2 separate regions of the Homo sapiens genome follow, and region 2 is linked to region 1. The links are chromatin loops, found by intact Hi-C in ENCODE. Cell type or tissue: heart left ventricle. All regions are shown on one strand. Each heading gives the region's core, and the rest is flanking DNA. Links, peaks and the distances in the headings are about the cores only.

What was found. Peaks named below come from ENCODE experiments on the same cell type or tissue, not always from the same donor. Only the 100,000 strongest peaks of a DNase experiment are listed, where the experiment ranks them.
Region 2: a loop joins it to region 1, with 1.9 times the contacts of the local background. A loop is called at or near these places in 1 of 110 quality-filtered maps.

Annotation. Positions count from the first base shown.
Region 1 is chr18:7,596,851-7,606,514 of GRCh38, forward strand. All of the region lies in intron 1 of PTPRM (protein tyrosine phosphatase receptor type M), which reads left to right. Among named protein-coding and RNA genes, the nearest start is that of PTPRM, 34 kb to the left of the region's middle. In heart left ventricle, for the core only: a CTCF peak has its summit at 4,684; no DNase peak of the experiment used is centred there; H3K27ac peaks cover 1,984 bases.
Region 2 is chr18:7,720,340-7,730,003 of GRCh38, forward strand. All of the region lies in intron 1 of PTPRM (protein tyrosine phosphatase receptor type M), which reads left to right. Among named protein-coding and RNA genes, the nearest start is that of PTPRM, 160 kb to the left of the region's middle. RefSeq lists an enhancer at 7,437-8,636. In heart left ventricle, for the core only: no CTCF peak of the experiment used is centred there; no DNase peak of the experiment used is centred there.

The DNA of each region.
Region 1 (9,664 bases), core at 2,355-7,354:
TTTTTTCCTTTATTTTCTTTTTTTTCAGACAGTTTCTCTGTCACCCAGGCTGGAGTGCATTGGCACAATTTCGGCTCACTGCAACCTCCGCCTCCCAGGCTCAAGCGATTCTCGTGCTTCAGCCTCCCCGGTAGCTAGAATTACAGGCACATGCTACCATACCCGGAAAATGTTTGTATTTTTTAGTAGAGACTAGGTTTTGCCACGTTGGCTAGGCTGGAATTGAACTCCTGACCTCAAGTGATCCACCCTCCTTGTCCTTCTAAAGTGCTGGGATTGTTGAGCCACTGTGCCAGCCTTCGTTTATCTTTTAATTCATAGCGTTTTTGTACCATAGAGAAACTTAACTGTGTGCACATGTGTGGTAAAGGGGGAATGATTGACTACTTTTATGAGCAGCAGTAGAAGCCTTGGTTCATGGAAGACCTCCAGAGGCCTTGAGGTGTGAAGTGGGGCTGGTGAGAGAATGCTGTTCTCTCTGTGTTCTCTTCTGGTCCCTTTGCTGGGTCTCAGACTTGGATGCTAATCGTTTCTTTACCTTTCGGATCAATATTGTCATGGGAGGTAATTTTCCCCCAAGTGGACAGATTCTTGACTTACTAGAGTCAGTTTTGTTACTCTCTTTGGCATGGGAATTTAATTATGTATTTTAGTGGGAAGGTGTGAGCAGGATGAAATTAGACACAGATAGGTAGTCACTGCCACAACCTGAGGTCAGCTGCAGTTTTCTTAAAAAGTCACTTTTTGCTAATAAAGTTTCCGTCCCTGCTTCTCCATTCATGTATTGCACTCATCTACACTAAGCTGGGTAGGCAGGAATCATGAAGTGGATTATGGAATGTCCAGTGGGTCTGGATACATAGCTCGCATATCCATTAATAGCCTGCATTACAGATTTTATGTAAAGTGTTAGTTTTAATTACGTAAGCATTAGATTTCCTGTAAAGATTTCAGAAACCACACTATTTGAAAGAGAGTACAAATTTGCAAAGAGAATACACATGTAGTGGATAGGTGAAAAGCTTACTCCCTAAAACTATCCAGATATGGACAATTCAGGGTCATCTGTCAGGCCATTTATAAATAACTCATATTAGCATTAATCAATAGTGCAGCGTTCCAGGCCTGAAACAATGCATTTAAAAAATGGGATATTTTGCCTTTAAAAAAAATTGTTAATATAGACAGTCCTCTTGAAATTAGTGGGGTTTAGGTATAAATTTAGATCATATTTGTGAATGAAACCAAGGCCAATTTAAAAAGCTATGTATTTAAAACTACAACAAAGTAAAATTCTTTTTATCTTAATCCAAATATATATTGGTCAGTATTTCTTATTCCAGAGCTCAGAATTACCCAGGAAATCTTTGGTTTCCTAAAACTCAAAATGTTTATTGCCAATAGCTAAGTAATATCTTCTCGTAAACAGTGTGGCTCAAAATTATGATCCTATGTTTATGAAACTGAAATCTGACTTAAGTGCTTGTGATTGTGTTTCTAGTTATACAAACTTTCATAGGAATGAAAGCAAAGCATAATTCTGAGGTTAAGACAAACATGTTTGGTATTCATTAAACTCTACTGAGCACGTCTACGTGTGTTTATTGATCATCTACTGCAGGCTTAGTTCTATGCTCAGTTCTTTGGGATGCAGGGACAGAAATTAGGTACTCAGAAATTTCTAGAACCAAGTAACATTATTTTTAAAATAGTGCAAGTCTGGGTATCCTTTTATAACAGGGTTTCTAACCATAGTTCAGCTTTGCTGTATTAATAGTATTGTTGATGTCAGCACTTTCTTGGAAGACATGTTTTTTGCTTATTCAACTTTTGCCTCATGTTAGATTTTTTTTTCTGCTAAACATTGCTGTTATCTTAGTGTTTGTTTTTTGTTGACTGGCTGTTTGGCCTGAGAATTTAGTTCTGAATTCCTTTTTTTTTTTTTTTTTTAAGGCAACAGAATAAACAAGCAACTGTGTGTCCCTTGGCGCGGTAGCCAATTTAAGGTGATTCATACCCAGTTACTTAATAGTAAAGTCTCATTCCTAAAGGATATAAACTCTATTTCTTGCAAGGATGCTTAAAGAGCTGAGCAAATCTTAAAGCATTATTATCACATTTTAGACTAAATAAAGATATTTTCGTTCATTCTAATTTTCGTCATTCCCAAACACACTGTGGCCTTCTGTGGCATGAGTAGTTTAATCAAGTGTTTAGAATTTCTTGGCCTCAACCAGATTAGAGGAATTTAACTCAGCTGTTGTTGAGAAGAAGTAATTCTTCAGTCACTACTGAGGTTTTGTAAGTGTTATTGTTAAAAAAAAGAAAAGGAACTTTGAAGTCTTTATTAGAAAATAAGGTGAACTCATTGTGTTTTATGTATGTTCTGAGATAGAGTTAAAATATTTCAAAATTACTACGGGGCAATTTTCAAGCTTAAAATAAAAAATGGCTCACTACCCCTGGACAGGTTGAATTTGTAATTCATAGCTGAACCGCTAAAGTTAGCATGCAGATTACACTATGAGAGTTCATGCAGGTCTAAATAGTCTCAAATAATTCTTTAATTTGTCTCTACAAGTGTAAGTTTACTAAAAGTACTATATGGAAATTCCACTATCCCAGCTTTTGCTGGGTCCCTTGCTATAACCCCTGACTCAGTTCCTTGCTTTCAGTGAGAGCTCCCAACAGCTCTCATCATTTCTTTCTGTGGCTTAAGTCTGTGCATGCTCCCAGTTGCCACAGCAGAGTTTCTGCAACCTGGGGTTCACAGGATCATCTGGGGGTGCTTATTCAAATGTAGCACCCTGCTACATTTTTCATTCCAGAGGCTAACACAGGGCCCAGGAGAATCTGCCATTTAAAAAAGCCACCCATGTGATAGAAAGCCCTCTTGAGGGAAAGCAAAGGCCTGTTTGTGATGAGAGCTGTTCTTGGCCTCCCTTCTTGTGGCACCCTCCCGAGCTGGGGACTGTGCACTGTGCATTTGCTACTCTTGAAGCACACTTGACCTTCACCTTTCACCCTAGTTCTTTTGCTTAGGTGCTGGGTGGGATCCATCCACCTTGCTCCTGGGATCTTCTACATGCCTTTTACCGTCTATCTGCATGTCACTGCCATTGCACCCTTCTCCTGTAATGCACCCTGCTTTGGTGTAAAGTCAGTTGCTCTCTTAGCTGTTCTCATAATGCTTGACCCTGCTTTCTTTTCACACTTACTGCAGAGGTTAGGAGCAGGACTCTGGGGCCCACCAATCTGGATTTGAAACCTAGCTCCTCCTGGTCTAGCTGTTTGCTGAAGGGTAAGTTATTTTATCTTTCTGAGCCTGAGATGCCTCATGTGTAGAGCGGGGAGAATAGTGACTACCTCACAGTCTGTTGCGAGGACCAAATGAGGTAATAAACATCCGGGGCTGAGAACAGTGACTGTCAAGTAGTTAGCATGCCTCGAAGGCCAGCCATTGCCATCATTGTGATTTCTAACATCGGCTTTTTCATGATCATCCTACAGAGCTCTGCGCAGCCAGAAATCTGGAGGCAGCAATCTTGTCTCCCCTTTCAAATCCAGCACATAACACACCACTTGCTCCCCACACCAACCCACAAGTGTTGACTGAATTGCACTGACTTTACTTGCAAATGCATTTCCTGACTTCAGTGTCACCAGACCTCATCAGTCTGTGGCTATCAAATACATTCTGTTGACTTCAGTAACTCAAAAGTCCATGTCCTTGTGATCACCACCTTGTGCGTTGTCTCTACCCGCTCCCCTCCCTGAAGGACTTGGTTCCCTTGCTCATTCAGCAGTCTCTCCACTCCAGGCCCTGCCCTTCCCCTGCTTCCTCACTAGCTGCAGGAGGGAGTAACCTGCTGGTGCTGGCTGTGCCATTGTGTGCTCTTGCTGCCTGCACCGGTAAGCTTGCTTGATGCACACCAGGCTGTGGCCCAAGAGGTGCCTAGAGGAAGACGCTGCGCCCCTCAGTTCCCCTCTGCTGCACTTGTGTCTACCTGGGCCTCTAGGTGCTGTCAGGGTTTCAGAGGAAACTGCTCCTGCATCTGCAGGGAGCTCTGCTGGACTGAGAACAGGCTCACCTCCTGAGAAACACAGAACCTGAATTCATGCTTGGAGAAGACAACAATTCTCCAAAGGCTGACCTCCCCTGTGTGACCGAGCCCCGGAGCCCCTCTGTTGGTTCAAGATCCTGCATTGGGGCTGCAGAAGCGGCTGGCCCAGTGGCGTGGCTTTCCTAGGACAGAAGGATTGCTCCACCCTACAGGGGAACAAATGTCCACCTTTTAGGAGACAGAAAACTGGCTGTTGTATCCAAATTACCGTTTTTCTAGCCCGCGGTTTCTGAACAGTTTCGTGGATCTTAAGTCTGAGTTTCAGTTAGGCTTTCCTCCCCACTGGCATATCTGCAGGAAGGACAGTCCTAGCTCTGGATATTTCTCTGCCCCCTTTTATTTCTTGCTGTATGAGTCACTACTCTCCCCCGGTGCATTAGTTTCCTGGGGCTGCTGTAACAAATGACCACAAACTTGCCAGCTTACAACCACAGAAATTTCTTCTCTCACAGTTCTGGAGGCCAGGTCTGGAGTCAAGGTGTGAGCAGCTACGCTCCTTCCTAAGGCTCTGGAGACACCCCGTTCCGGGCCTCTCTCCTGGCTCCTGGTGGCTGTTGCGAGCCTTGGCTCATAGCTGCATCACTCCAATCTCTGCCTCCGTCTTCACATCACCTTCTCCTCTGGGTTTATTCTCTTCTGTGTGTCTCTTTTAAGGATCTTTGTCATTGGATTTGGGGTCTACCTGAATAATCCAGGATTATCTCCACATTGTAGGATCATTGATCATATTTTAAAAGACCGCTTTATCAAGTAAGGTAGCATTTTACAAGTTTCAGGAGTTAAGACTTGATGACTTGGGGTGTTCATTATTCAACCTGCTACACCCGGGTAACAGTAATCTACATTCTCATACATCAGTTGCATTGTACCCATTTCATAAATTAATCTTGTGCCATTTAATTTGGTAATCTGGTTAGTGCTAGGAATTTTTCATATTTAGGGGAGAGAGAATAATAATAACTACAGAAACAGTATATAGTTCCTTGAGCCCCTAGGCATGCTAGGCACTGTCACACACAAATGCTTACACTGGCCTGGGAGAAAGGTGCCACCATTATTTGCATTTTACTGATGAGGGGACTTAAACCTGGAGCACTTAAGTAACTTGCTACGGTCTGCTTAGCAAGTCGGTGACAGAATCAGCAATGAATTGGCCGTCTCCTTCAAAGTCTGTGCTCTTTAAAGTGGTCAGGACTGCAGGAGGTGACCTCAAGTCAGAGCTGGGTGGGGACCTTGGTGTAGTTGTTTCTACCACTAAGTTGGTGGTAAGATCTTGGGCAAGTTATCCACTTCTATGAACTTGACTCCATCTAGCACAGTAAAAGGACTGTGAAGGAGGAATTAATAGGGAGGCACAAATTAAAAGAAGACCAGTGAGAAGCTTTGGGTTTGGTTGGATTCAGTTGAATTTAACATTAGATATTTGGGTTATCTGGGAAGTTTGATTGTGGCAATTTTTTTTTTTTTTTTTGAGACAGGGTCTTGCTCTGTAGCCCATGCTGGAGTGCAGTGGTGTCTTCATAGCTCACTGTAACTTTGAACTCCTGGGCTAAAGGGATCCTCCCACCTCAGCCTCCCTAGTTGCTGCAACTATAGGCACATGCCATCTTGCCTGGCTAATATTTTATTTTTTGTAGGCTTGGGGTCTTCCCATGTTTTCAAGACTGTGGCAATGCTTTTTTTTTTAAAGCATATTATTTACTATAGAGCTTTATAGAAATGTTAAATAGGACTATTGTTTAGTTAGTCCCATTTCTCCTTGCACTGTGAACGTGGAACCTTAAAAATAAAAGTGTTGGCATTTAAAAAAAGCTTGACAATGCTTCAGTGAATTTAAATATATATAATATATATATTTCAATACTTGACACTAAAAATATTAAGAGAAAATATGAGTTATTATGAAAATATCTAAGAACGATGTATTTGGAATTATTATTATTATTATTATTATTATTATTATTATTATTTGAGGCGGAGTCTCACTCTCTCGCCCAGGCTGGAGTGCAGTGTTGTGATCTCGGCTCGCTACAAGCTCCACCTCCTGGGTTCACGCCATTCTCCTGCCTCAGTCTCCTGAGTAGCTGGGACTACAGGTGCCCGCCACCACGCCTGGCTAATTTTTTTGTATTTTTAGTAGAGATGGGGTTTCACCATGTTAGCTGGGATGGTCTCGATCTCCTGGCCTCGTGATCTGCCTGCCTTGGCCTCCCAAAGTGCTGGGATTACAGGTGTGAGCCACCGTGCCCGGCCTGGAATTATTTTAATAATCTTTGGTCATGCTGTCAGTTAACTTTATGGTAAATAAGTAATTGGAGTTTTAACTGTAGAATTTGTTTTGTTGAGATTCATTGCAAAACTGTGAGACTACTTTGCAACTCCGTCTTGGGAGATTGGTGTTGAATCTTTCTGGTAAATGTTTGATTTGGATGTTAAGCTAACGTTTGCAGGGCCCCTGCCTGTTAACAGCTACCTGGGCTTTGCCTGTTTGGCCTTGACTCTTCTTCCTAACCTGGGGTGAGGTCTGCAGGATCCATGTGAGGCCAGATGTGCTCCATGGGGAGAGTCTGGTGGGCAGATCCTGAGTGATGGACTTCCCATTTCTCTCTCCTTCTCTGCTTTGCTGTCAGGAGTATCTGTTTGTCTGAAGCCTGCTGATTCTTTCTGTTCCTCCAACTTCCTTTCTGTAATGCCAGTTGGTAGCTTTGGCTTTAAAATGGGCAAACCTCCTGCTCTCCTGGTTCAGAATTAGTGATTTTTATCCTTTCAGGGATCATGCTGTGGAACACACAGCAGCCTGTGGAGTCTGCTAAGCCCGATTCACAATGGAGCATTGATCCCTGCTGCTGTGTGGCACCCTGGCCTCTGCAGCATACACATGCTTGGGCCAGGATCAATTTTCAGTGGGTTTTAGGTCTGACACACTGGCTTTAGTTTATAGTAACATCGGGGGCTTGTGTCTGCCTAACCCCATCCTTTATAAAGTGGGGATCAGTGCCTTACAGATTTTGATGCCAACATAATTATTTATAAAATCATCACATTACATAAGATGTGCTGTTTTTCTTTTTTCACACAAGAAATGATTTTCATTTGATGTATTGATCAGTGTAGTTACTGGGAATTGAGCCCAATACATTTATTCTTTTATTTGAGATCTGCTAAAATTGTCTCTTCCTTCGGAAGACTGAAAAATGATCCAGGTTGTGAATGAGTTGTTCCAATTCTTTTCATGCCGAGCAGGGCTTTACACTAAATTTGGGACCTGAGGGGCCAGATTTAGGATCTGGAGGGTTAAGAGTGAGACACAGCGGCTGCCTGGCCACATGCCAGATGCAGGAGGTAAGGCTGGAGGTTCGTGACCAGTTTGGACATAGCTGCTGCTCTGGTAAAACACAAACATCAACAACGAAAACTTGATTCCTGTGGAATATGTGCTATAATCTAGGAAACAGAGATTCTCTGGTATGGGAAATCCTTGAAGTCTTGGCATTAGTGACAGCACCTGGAAATACTCATTCCAATTCAAATGAGTCTGAAGTGGGCCCTGGAGGGGCTGCATGGGGAAATTTGCAAGTGGTGTCTGTGCCGGGAATGTTAAGTATTGATGGTGATGCTGAATTTATGAATATGGAAAGAATGCGTGTACTCAGAAGGAGGATGCAAACAGATTTTAAATTTTATTTTGACATTACCTTCCAGTGCAGTGCATGGTTAGCAGTAACTGTATACAGAAAGGGCCACAGAGGCTTTGGTTTCTGAAAGATGTCTGGGAGCTGCCCTGTTCACCTGGTGCCATACTTCCTCAGAAATACAGAAAGAGCACGCAGCAGCCAGCAAAGGTGTACTTCAGCTGGTGTCCCTATTTCTTCTAATTTAGTGTTGGATGGAATGATAAAATAGTTCTAATATGCTCATATTTGTCTGTGGTAGTACACAGTAATTTTCAGTTTATTTGATATAGCTGCTATAGGTCCTCAAAATAGAGTTTTGAATTTTCTTTCTTGGTGCTGACAAATTGATACCATTTGGAATACAGAGAAAAAGTTTCAGTGCAACACAGGTGAATTTTTTAATAGGATATACTAAGTAAGTTTAATCTCTGGCAGGGATGTCTGATCTTTTGGCTTCCCTGGGCCGTGTTGGAAGAAGAGCTGTCTTGGGCCACACAGAAAATACACTAACACTAATGATAACTGATGAGCTTAAAAAAATCACCAAAAAAACCCATGTTTTAAGAAAGTTAACAAATTTGTTTTGGGCCACATTCAAAGCCTTCCTGGGCTGCATGTGTCCTGTGGGCCATGGGTTGGACAAGCTTGCTGGAGTATTAATAAATATTGTGAAGCAGAAAGGCTGTGCTTATATAAAATTTTGATGATAAATTCTTAGAAATTAGCTGTATTTATCACACTCATTTTCTTTTAAGAAATCAGCAAAAATGTCCCCCCCCCACTTCCGTTCTAGTACCATACTTTGTAGCAAAGAGTTTTTGGAAAGAAAAGAGATTCTTGTTCATAGCACATCATCATTCTTTTCTCCTATAGATGTATAAGGGAGGCAAGGTGAAAATGAGCTCGTCTTTTTAAGCTCTTGTCGTGAATCGAACCAAATCTCTTTGGTTATTTTAAGGATTATTTCCTTGGTTATTTTGCAGAGTTCCAGTTGTGTGGGATGAGTTAATGTTAACCATACACTACTTATTTGCAATGTTACCTGTTGTGGACAGCTCTGGTTTTGCTTAAGCGTGTGAGGTTCAGGCCCTCATTCTGCAGTCTGAGGCTGTGGTAGTGATTTGGGAGAGGTCTGCCGTGTTGTCAGCCCAGCCCTCCCAGTCCAGCTCTACCAGGCAAGTCCTCCTCTCCTACTTAAGCACAGACCAAGAGCTGACATGGGATTAGGTGATATGTGGGGCCTGGTTCCTGCCATTGCAGAGCATGACAGACAGGGAGAGGGTGTGGCTTGAAACCTGGGAACCTTGTTTCTGGGGATGAGCAGGATGTAGGAAGTCAGGAAGGCAGGGAGCTTTTCTGGAGTCCCTCTCAAAGCAGCCACTCCCTTTACTGGTCTGCAGGACCAGGCAGAGTGGGAAGTGGGAGGTGGCTGCTCAGCACTTTGCTACCTGTTGTCTTTCTGAACTGAAGACTCAGACCATCTTTGAAAGTCCTGCGGATCTAGTGGCCTGCACTGGGTGTTTGGAGGAAGACTCCTCTCGTGAATAGTTTAAAGCTAGAGAAGCAAGTGGTTGCCATTCCTTGTTCCCTGGGACTGGTAATTTAGGGGACCCTTAGGATCTGCACAGGTCCAGAAAGAAGAGGCATCTTACTGTGGTTGCTTCTGTGGAAGAAGAGGCATCTTACCGTAGTGGCTTCCATGGCTGTGATCTTGGATGGGCGGGGCCAGATGGGGAGGAGACAGCAGGGATTTGGCTTCTTTTTCTCCCCTTCCCAGACCTGTGCGGTTGGAGAGCTTCTTATCCCAGTTAGCAGAGAAGGTAAAATCTGAAGTTAGCAGAGAAGGTAGAAATCATTTTTGATTTT
Region 2 (9,664 bases), core at 2,210-7,209, 120 kb after region 1:
GGTGCTGGCATACGAATTGGTCATCAGAGAAAAAAAATCAGGACATAGACCCAAGAACACATGGAAATTCACTGTAATAAAAGTGGCTTCTCAAATCAGTGGGAAATGATAGACTTAAAAAAATTAATAGACTATGTTTGATTGTGGTAAAATCCATACTACATAAAATTTGCCATCTGAACTATTTTTTAAGGTATACAGTTCACTAGTGTTTTGTCATATTGTTGTGCAACCATTCTCCAGAACTCTTTTCACCTTGCTAACCTGATTCTGTACCCATTAACTAACTCCCAGCACCTCCCCATCCCCCAGCCACCGGAAACTATCATTCTACTTTGTGCCTCTCATTTTGACTACTCTAGGTATCCCATATAAGGAGAATCATACAATATTTATCTTTTTGTGACTGGCTTATTTCACTTAGGGTAATGTCCTTAAGGTTCATGCATGTGGCATGTCAGAATTTCCTTCCTTTGTAAGGATGAATAATGTTCCATTGTATGTGTATGTACCACATTTTGTCTGTCCATTTATTTATCAGTAGACTCTTGGGTTGCTTCTACTTTTTGGCTGTGATGAATGATTCTGCAATGAACATGGGTATACAGATTTCTCAGGACCATGCTTTGAATTCTTTTTGATATATACTCAAATGGAATGCAGGATCATAGGGTAATTCTATTTTAAACTTTTTGAGGGACTTCCATACTCTTTACCACAGAGACTATAATATTTTACATTCTCACCAATAGTGTGAAAGGGTTCCGGTTTCTCCACATCATCATCAACACTTATTATTTTCTTTTTTTTTTTTTGATATTAGCTATTCCAGTGGGCATGAGGTGATATCTGATTGGGTTTTGATTTGCGTTTCCCTAATGATTAATGATGTTTGGCATCTTTTTATATTCTTTTTGGCCATTTGTATATCTTCTTTGGAGGAATGTCTATTCAAGTCCTTTGGCTATTTTATAATTGGATTTTTTGTTATTGTTGATTTTTAGGACTTCTTCATATGTTCTGTATATTAACTCTTTATTAGATACATGATTTGTAAGTATTTTCTCTCATTCTATGGGTTGCCTTTTCACTTTGTTGATTGTGACTTTTGATACAAATAATTTTTATATTTTGATGTAATCCATTTTATCTATTTTTATTGTTGTTACCAGTGATTTTAGTGTCATAGCCAAGAAATCAATGCCAAATCCAATGTCATGATGAGTGATACAGTTTCACCTCTTTCATTTGGGTCTTTGATACATTTTGAGTTAATTTTTGATTATGATATAAGGCAAGAGTGAAAATTCATTATTTTTGCACGTGGATATCCAGTTTATTCAGTACCGTTTGTTGAAAAGACTGTTCTTTTACCACTGAATGTTTTTGACACACATGTCAGAAATTACTCAATCATATATGCCAGGGTTTACTTCTGGGCTCTCTATTCTGTTTCATTACTCTGTCTGTGTTTATGCCAGTACTACATTGTTTTAGTTTGATTTTATTTTTTAAGAAGTTTCAAGTTTACAGAAATAATCAAATGAAATGTATAGAGTTCCTATATATTCCTTCTCCCCACCAGTTTTCCTTTGTTCTTAAAATCTTGAATTTGTGTAGTGTATTTGTTGTAATTGCATAGGCAATATTGAGAGATTACTGTTAATGAAGGTTCATAGTTTACATTAGGATTCACTGTTTGTATTGTATATGCTATGGGGTTTGACAAGTATGTAAGGACATGTGTCTAGCATTACAGTATCATACATAAAACAAGTTTTACTGCTCTAAAAATCTTCTGTGCTCTGCTTATTCACCCTTTTGTCCCACTAATCTCTGGCAACCACTAATCTGCTTTCTGTCTCCATAGTTTTGGCTTTTCCAGAATGTCATATTGTTGGAATCATACAGTGTATAGTCTTTTCAGATTGGCTTCTTTCACTGAGCAATAAGCATTTAAGGTTCCTCTGTGTTTTTTGGTGGCTTGATGGCCCATTTCTTTTTATTTGAAAAGTTAGACTTTTAATAAGTTGTGTTGGAACACCTAGATAATCATTTGGTAAATATGAAGTAGGAGACATACTGTACACCGTACACCATCATAAAATCCAGATGGGTCAGACATCTAATTGTAGAAAAAAAGAAAAGAAAAATCAAGAAAAAAAGTGAAGCCAGATAAATACTAAAATAAAATGTGGGTAAATTCACTTATAAATTGGATATAAAGAAAGCCTTTCTATAACTCAAAACCAAGATGAAATAAAAGAAAAGATTGACAGGTTTGCCAGTGGCAACATAAAAACTTTCAAGAAAAAGTTTTTATGTATGAAGAAAACTACCATAAGCAAAACCAAAAGACAAATCATAAACTGGGAATAAATGTTTACAACACATCATATATAAAGGGATAATCTACCTAATATTAAAGGATTCTTAAAAATCAGAGAACACAGGAGAAACTTAAGAGACAAAGGGATAAAACAGGGACAGAGAGCTCATGTAAATCGGTACGCAAATGGCTTTTAGACCTATGAGAAGGTGTTCAAGTTCACTTATAATAGGAGAAATGCAAATTAGAATGGCACTATGTAACTAAACTCAGGTCTGAGCCACTTGAAAACCAAAAACTCAAGAGACAAGTTTTGGTGAATGGAAAGTTAGTTTTTTTTTCCAAGAAGCCAGCAACTCCAGGAAGTCAGTGAACTAGCGTTTGAAGACCGCCTTTCTAAGTTGTGAATCTAGATCAGGAGTTTTTAAGGGAAATAGGGGAAATGATGATCAGAGCATTCTTGTGAACATGCATAGTATCAGGTGGCTGTTAATCATTGCTTTTTCTTGGTGAAAGTCTTGTGGCCTCCTACAGGCTATTAACAGGCTGGTCAGCCCATTCCCAGCGCTGCTGGTATTTTCTTTTATCTTTCTTGAACATCCTGTTTTCCTGAGGCTGTATTAGATGAATAATCTACAAACTCATGCAAAATAATAATTACATTCAAGCAAGCAAGCTTTTTCTAACATGGAGTCAGTAGATACCATTAACCTAATAGATCAGAAAACATTTAAAATCTTGGTGAATTCTCTTGGTAAAGACAAGGGCAAAAAGAGCCCTTAAGTACCTGGCTGGTGTGAGTGCCCGAGGGTCCCACTCCATGGAGAGAGATTTGGCAGTGTCTAAGAATGAGACCTCCACTGACTGTCAGTGCCCACCCCTGCCCTCTGTGCTCTGCATCTTTCCATGTTCCAGGGTGAATTTTCGTGCTAGAACCGTGTAAGTTTCCTCTGCCCACCAGCTTGTAGGCTGGAATTCACATTCTCTGGGAGAAGCTCTCAACCAGTGGCTCTCCTGTTGCTGTTATTCCTCAGGAGGCATGATTTTGAGGCATGTTCCTTGCGCCACTTCCAGCGTTTCCCTTCGGGATTCTGAGACCCTGTCCCCTGGGGGCGCGGGCTGGGAGAGCACCCTTTTTGTCTGCCTTTTCCTCCTGTGTTACCTCCTCGCCTTCCTATACTCCCTGCATTTCCCTCATAAGCAACTTGCACTCTTTTCCTTGTTACAAGTTCTGCTTCTGAAGCTTCCTTACAAATATCTTTCAGTGATTGAAATTGAAATTAGTGTTCTGTGCCTCCAGGCCCTGCTCCCAACACCCTCTAAAAGTGACCTGCTCTGAATTCCTAATGATTTACCATTTCTGGAAACTTAACTCACATATCTTCTATGTACTCCCTAGTAATTTCCTTTTTTTTTTTAATGTGAGGTGTAAACTCCTGGAGGAGAAAAAGTGTGATTCTCAAGGGTCAGGTGTCGTGTCTTGCATATAGTTGTCACTTAGTACATTTGTTGAATGGAAAGTAGTAACACTTTTCTAATTTTTTCTCAAAATTCTTGTATACACTGATGTGATATTTATAAAGCTTCTTTCTTCTTATGTGTTTTCTTTTTCATCTGTTACACAAAGACAATCATGATCGTTTCTGTTGTTGAAAAAGTGTGACTTTAACCATTTTTTCCTCACTTCTCATTTAAAAATAAAAAATTTACAGCAACATGGACCTAGTAAAACCTGATTTAACCTAGACCAAACCTACAAGAAAATATGGCTCTTGACAAGTAGTAACTGTCTTAAAAAGAAGGCGGATTCATTTAAACCATTAGCACACCTGTAGGTTGCTGGTACCCGGCATTATCCCTACAACATTGGTTTTCTGTAAGATCGATTACTTGACCTTGCCTGAAAAGATTTTTTCAGAATCTAGCTGTGAACCTGTTATTATTGTTTTAACCCCAATATGGGTACATAAAATGGATACAATTCCCAGTGGTCAGAGGACATACACTGGAATACATTTAGCAGGAAGGCTGTAGCAGAGCGATTAGCAGAGATTAAGAAAGTAGTATTAAAGATTTGGTGGCTGTTCCTCGTATATTCATATATTCAAAATAAACTTTAAAATGTGTAGGGCAGTGGGACTCTGACTCATAATGTTAGTTTTAAACTAATTACTCTTATAGTAGTGCTGTTCCCTTTATTGAAAAATAAGTGTTGTATTACAATGTTCAGGCTCTTTGTCTTTATACACATACCAGTTACATAAACGGGTAGTATTTTCTAATTGTATTTGACCCTAGGACTCAACAGATGCAAATGGTTTATTTGCATTCCATCTATGGCAGCTAGTTCAGAAACTTATTCAACTTTCTCCTGAATTGGCAGAGACAAAGGGTCTTCAGTAGTGACACAGTTCATTCTGGTTATTCACCACATCTAAATGATGGACATCTAAATGATGGACTGTCATATTTATCCTGTCCCTAAATCTCATTTTCTCATTCTTCTAAGTGTTGATATTTGGGTCTCCCTACTGAAATTGTACAGAGTATCATTTTTGGGGGGTCCTTTTGTAAGGCAACTTTTTTGAGATATAATCCACACATTGTACAGTTCACTGACTTAACAGATGAGCATTCCCAGTTCTCCATATTTTTGCCAGTGCTTGTTATTGTCCATATTTTTTGTTCTAGCCACCCCAATGGGTATGAGGTGGTGATAGGGACAGGAGGCAGGGAAATTCTGGGCAGAAAAGGACGGGTCCCTGGTGAAGTCCCTATCCTCAAGCCAAAGAGCCTGGAACTGCAGCCCAAAGTGAGAACTTATGCTCCTGTTTTCTGCTCCAATGTTGCCTTTTCCAAAACCACCCATGGCCCTGCCCCCAACCCCCATCCTGTGCCTATAAAAACCCCAGAGCTCTGCCAGCAGAGGGGAGAAGCAGCTGGACATCGGAGACTATGGTTGGATGTCGGAAAGAAGCAGCTTAACCTCGGAGGGACAGTTTGATGATGTTGCTTTGGAGAGGATTCTGGCCAGGACGGCTGGACTCCAAGGGAACATTACCTTCCTGCCCTGTCCCTTTTTCATCTCCCCTTCGCGCTGAGAGCCACTTTCACCAGGAATAAAATCCCTTGCATTTACTGTCTTCAGTTCGTTCGTGTGACCTCATTCCTTCTGGACGCCAGAGAAGAACTTGGGTGCCACAAGTGTGGGTGCAAACGGTTGTCACACTGACCGTCCACTGAGCTGTTAACACTTAAGCCATCCACAGACAGCAAAGCTAAAAGGGCACTGTTGCACTTCCTCTGGGGCTTCGGATCACGGGCACTGTACCCTAAACCCTGCTGCAGGGCCAGTACAGAGTTCGCTCTTGCTCCTCCCCAAAAGCGCTCGCCCCAGCTCCTGCACCTGTTCACATGCACTCCCCCTCCTGTGAGGTTTGGAGCAGTCAGTGAGTAGAATTCGCCCCTGCCAGCACCAGCACGAGTGCACTCCATTTCCCGCCTGTGAAGGGGTCAGGGAAATAATCTGCTTCTGTGGTACTTGTGGATTTGAGTTACATTTCTCTAACGACTAATGATGAGCATCTTTTTTTGTTCATGGTGGTCATTTACATATCTTCTTTCAAAAACGTTTTCAGATCTTTTCAGATCCTTTGCTCATTTTTAATTGGGTCATTTCTTGTTGAGTTTTAAGATTTCTTTATAGATTCTGGTTAAAAGTCGCTTATCAGATAATATGATTTACAAATACATTCTCCTATCCTGTGCGTTGTTAATAATATCATTTTATATTTAATTTTTTAAGCTCTCATAGAAGGATTACTAATCTTTTACTTGCACACTTCTGGTACCCAGAAGTTCTTCAGTAGAGGTTTATGAATAAATGAGTGGTGTATCTTTACCTCCCTTCTCAACTACTAACCAAACTAAATATGCTTAGTTCCTCAGTTGAGCCTCATATTTTGCCATCTCTCAATCTCTCAAGAGTGAGAATGACCATTCTTTGGAAGTCTGTTGATGTACCATTGTGCCTTATTGCAGAATGGTGTTCCAAACTGGACTGTAATGTGACTTCCCTATTTTGGGTACATTGAGGGTATCAGTTCCTTTGAACTTGATACTGCTTTTCTATTTATTCAACTTAAGATTTCATGACTTTTTAATGCAACTCTGTTATTATTTTGCAAATCAGTGAACTATTGTTATATTCCGTGGAATAATAGATCAAAGTCAGAGAAAGTGCGTAAGTGAAAAATAGAGGATATCAGCCTTGACAGCAGTTCATAGAAAAAGACCTGGGCTTTTTAGTTAACTAATTTTATATAATTCAGTGGTAAGACAAACTTCAATAGTTTTGTTGTTCTTTGAAGTTTCTTGGTGGTTTTATTTTTAATGAAGTTCTTCCTGTCAATTAGAGCTGTGAAATAATGGAACGGGTGACTTGAAAAGTAATGACTTCCCTGTCACCAACATTATTTAAGTAGAGGCTGGGTGACTAACAGGGATATTGTAAGAAGGGGCTCTTGAATGGAGGGTCCATGACTGAGTAACCCATGAGACCAGCTTCTTTCACCTCTAATTTTGTGATCTAAGGATCACCTCTGCCAAGATCCTTAGGAGAAAAGGTCAGTTTTTTGTGTACACATGCATTATATTTTCAGTTTATTTTCTCATCAAGCAGATGCCTTTAACCTTGAAAGGCTGCTTTATTTCTTCATTGAATTATTTTGGCTTATAAGGAAAATATGTCTGTAGTACTAATCATTAATGATTTTAAGTGTATATACTCAGATAAATTTTTGCTTAGTTGTGCATTCCCACTTTTTTTTGTCATGAAGTTTCACAGCTGTATTTAGTAAAATCTTTTGAGAGACAGCCAAGTAACTGATTTTTTTGTGGCAAGCCAATGGCATGTCAAATTTGGATTTATGTTGGAAAGCTGTTTTGCAGACATAAAAGTTGAAATAAACAGCCAAATTATCATTTCTCCCAAATTTGGATGTGGGAAAGTGAATATGTGTTTGGCTTTTATTTCTGGAATAACTTGAGAATGGATAAATAGGTTTTCCTGTGTGCTGTATTAAACGTGTGCAATTTTGCAGCAAGTCCAAATGTGAGAAATTTAATCCCAAAGAATTATGTTAAGTGTTTGAAAAACATCTATTACTTGGGATCATCTCCTGTGTGCCAGGCACTAGGCCAGGTGCTTTACAAATGTTATCTCATGTAATCCCCAAAATAGAACTGTGGTTTTATAATCATTTCTGTTACAGGCACTAAAATCAAGGGCATCACAGTTTAAGGTAATTTGCTCAAGGTCACAGAATCAGTAAGTATGAATTACAAATTTGGGATTCGGACCCAAATCTTCTTGTCTCTGGTCTCTGGCCTATTCTTTGAAGGCTTCCCCAAGTTCTTCAAGTTTTACTTATTTTTGTGCTGTAATAGGAAATTATAAGTAAGGTTCAGATATTTGTTATTTAATAATGTGACTTCTGATTCATACTTAACAGTATTTCAGTATGTTTAATTCTGGTTTTGTATAATGATTTAAAATCCAAAATAGCAGTGATGCAGGATTTTGACTCCTTAGTTCAGCTAAATCTGGGTTCTTATCTCATGACCAGAAAGAATTAAGCACATGGACACATTGAAGGGTGAGGAGGGTGGAATTTATTAACCTCTAAAGGAAAGCTCTCAGCAAAGAAAAGGGTCCTGCAAGAAGGTTTCCACCTCACAAATTGAATACCAGGGCCACCATACAGGAGCTGAAGAGGCTACGCTCCTCCCTGCATAAGGCGCAAATTCCTGATGGCTCCGCCCAGTTCCCTCAGGGCACATGTGGGCATGCCCAGGCAAGCCATAGGTAGTATTGGAAAAGACAACATTCCATTGGTTAAAAGGCATTATTCAGAAAGAATCAATTAGGAAAGGGCAGGCAAACTGGGGCAGATGTTCTCCCTTTGGGTCTTGGGTTTCATCTGAGACCAGCAGTCCGGTCTTCAGCCTTCAGGCTGTTTTAGGCTTGAAGGTGAGGTTTCACCAGGGACCCTTCCCTATCTGCCTAGGCATTTGTCTGCCTCCTGCCTCTATCAGCAGCATTTCTCTATTATAATTGTTAGGAACAGAAATAATTAATCTGTGTCCTAGACTATTTGTAAACTCTACCTCAATGTAAATGTAGTTTTATAATTAAAATGAAGGATCATCAAGAATCTAGCTATTACTTTTTTTTGAAAATTAATTTTCCTCCAACCTTTTTTTTTTTTTTTTGAGATGCAGTTTCTCTCTATTGTCAAGGCTAGAGTACAGGCCCACTGCAGTCTTGAATTCCTGGCCTCAAGCAATCCTCCTGCCTCAGCCTCCTGAGTAGCTGGGCCCACAGTTGTGCACCACCACACTGGGCTAATTTTTAAATTTTTTGTAGAGACAGGATCTAGCTTTGTTACCCAGGCTGGTCTCAAACTCGTGGGCTCAAATGTCCTCCTGCCTCAGCCTCTCAAAATGCTGGGATTATAGATGTGAGCCCACACTGGCCCCCTCCAACTTTTTATGGGAGGTGTTCCTGAATGGAATGGCTTGGCCTTTGTTGTACATCAAGGTAATAAATAAATGGTCCTCACTTATGGCTTAACTTTATTTTCCCCAAGGATTTGGCACAGGTGTTGTGTGACCCTGATTCAGGGTTTGTGGAACCCCCTCTGGGTAGTGAAATAGATGATCTTCTCAAGATAGATTATACAATCATGCCTTAGGCTGGTCTTTGAGTGTTATATTATCTCTTCCTGGCTCTTTTAATTTTCTGCTACAGACAGAACTTCCATTGTATTTAAAATAGCATTTATTTTATAATAAGGCTGAAAAAAAAACAGTACAAAAGACTTAGAAGAATATAGTCAAGGTAGAGTTGATGTCAAATGGAAATGGTAACATTCATTTAAGTAGAGCAATTAAAAATGGCCTTGGGGCTCTTAGTTTTACTTGCCATATTGTCAGTTCTGGAGCCACTGGTAGGTATTTTGTCCTTATCATTTCAAAGCACACAGTTGAATTTATTACTTCAGTTATTATCCTCAGTTACTTCTATTTTTTAGGATACTTTTAACTTGAAGGATTAAAAAAAACTAATCATATAGAACCATCTAAAGCCAACATAAATTTAAATCTTAGTCTCATTTTTATCTTAATGATAAAATAATGAATTAAAGCTTTTATACATTCCGTGTTGAAGTTGTCTCTAGTGTATTCATGATTGAAAAATATACTCTACATGTACTTTCAGGCTTATATGAAATACTTTTCAAGTATCAAATATTTATGGAAAAAAAATCTGCG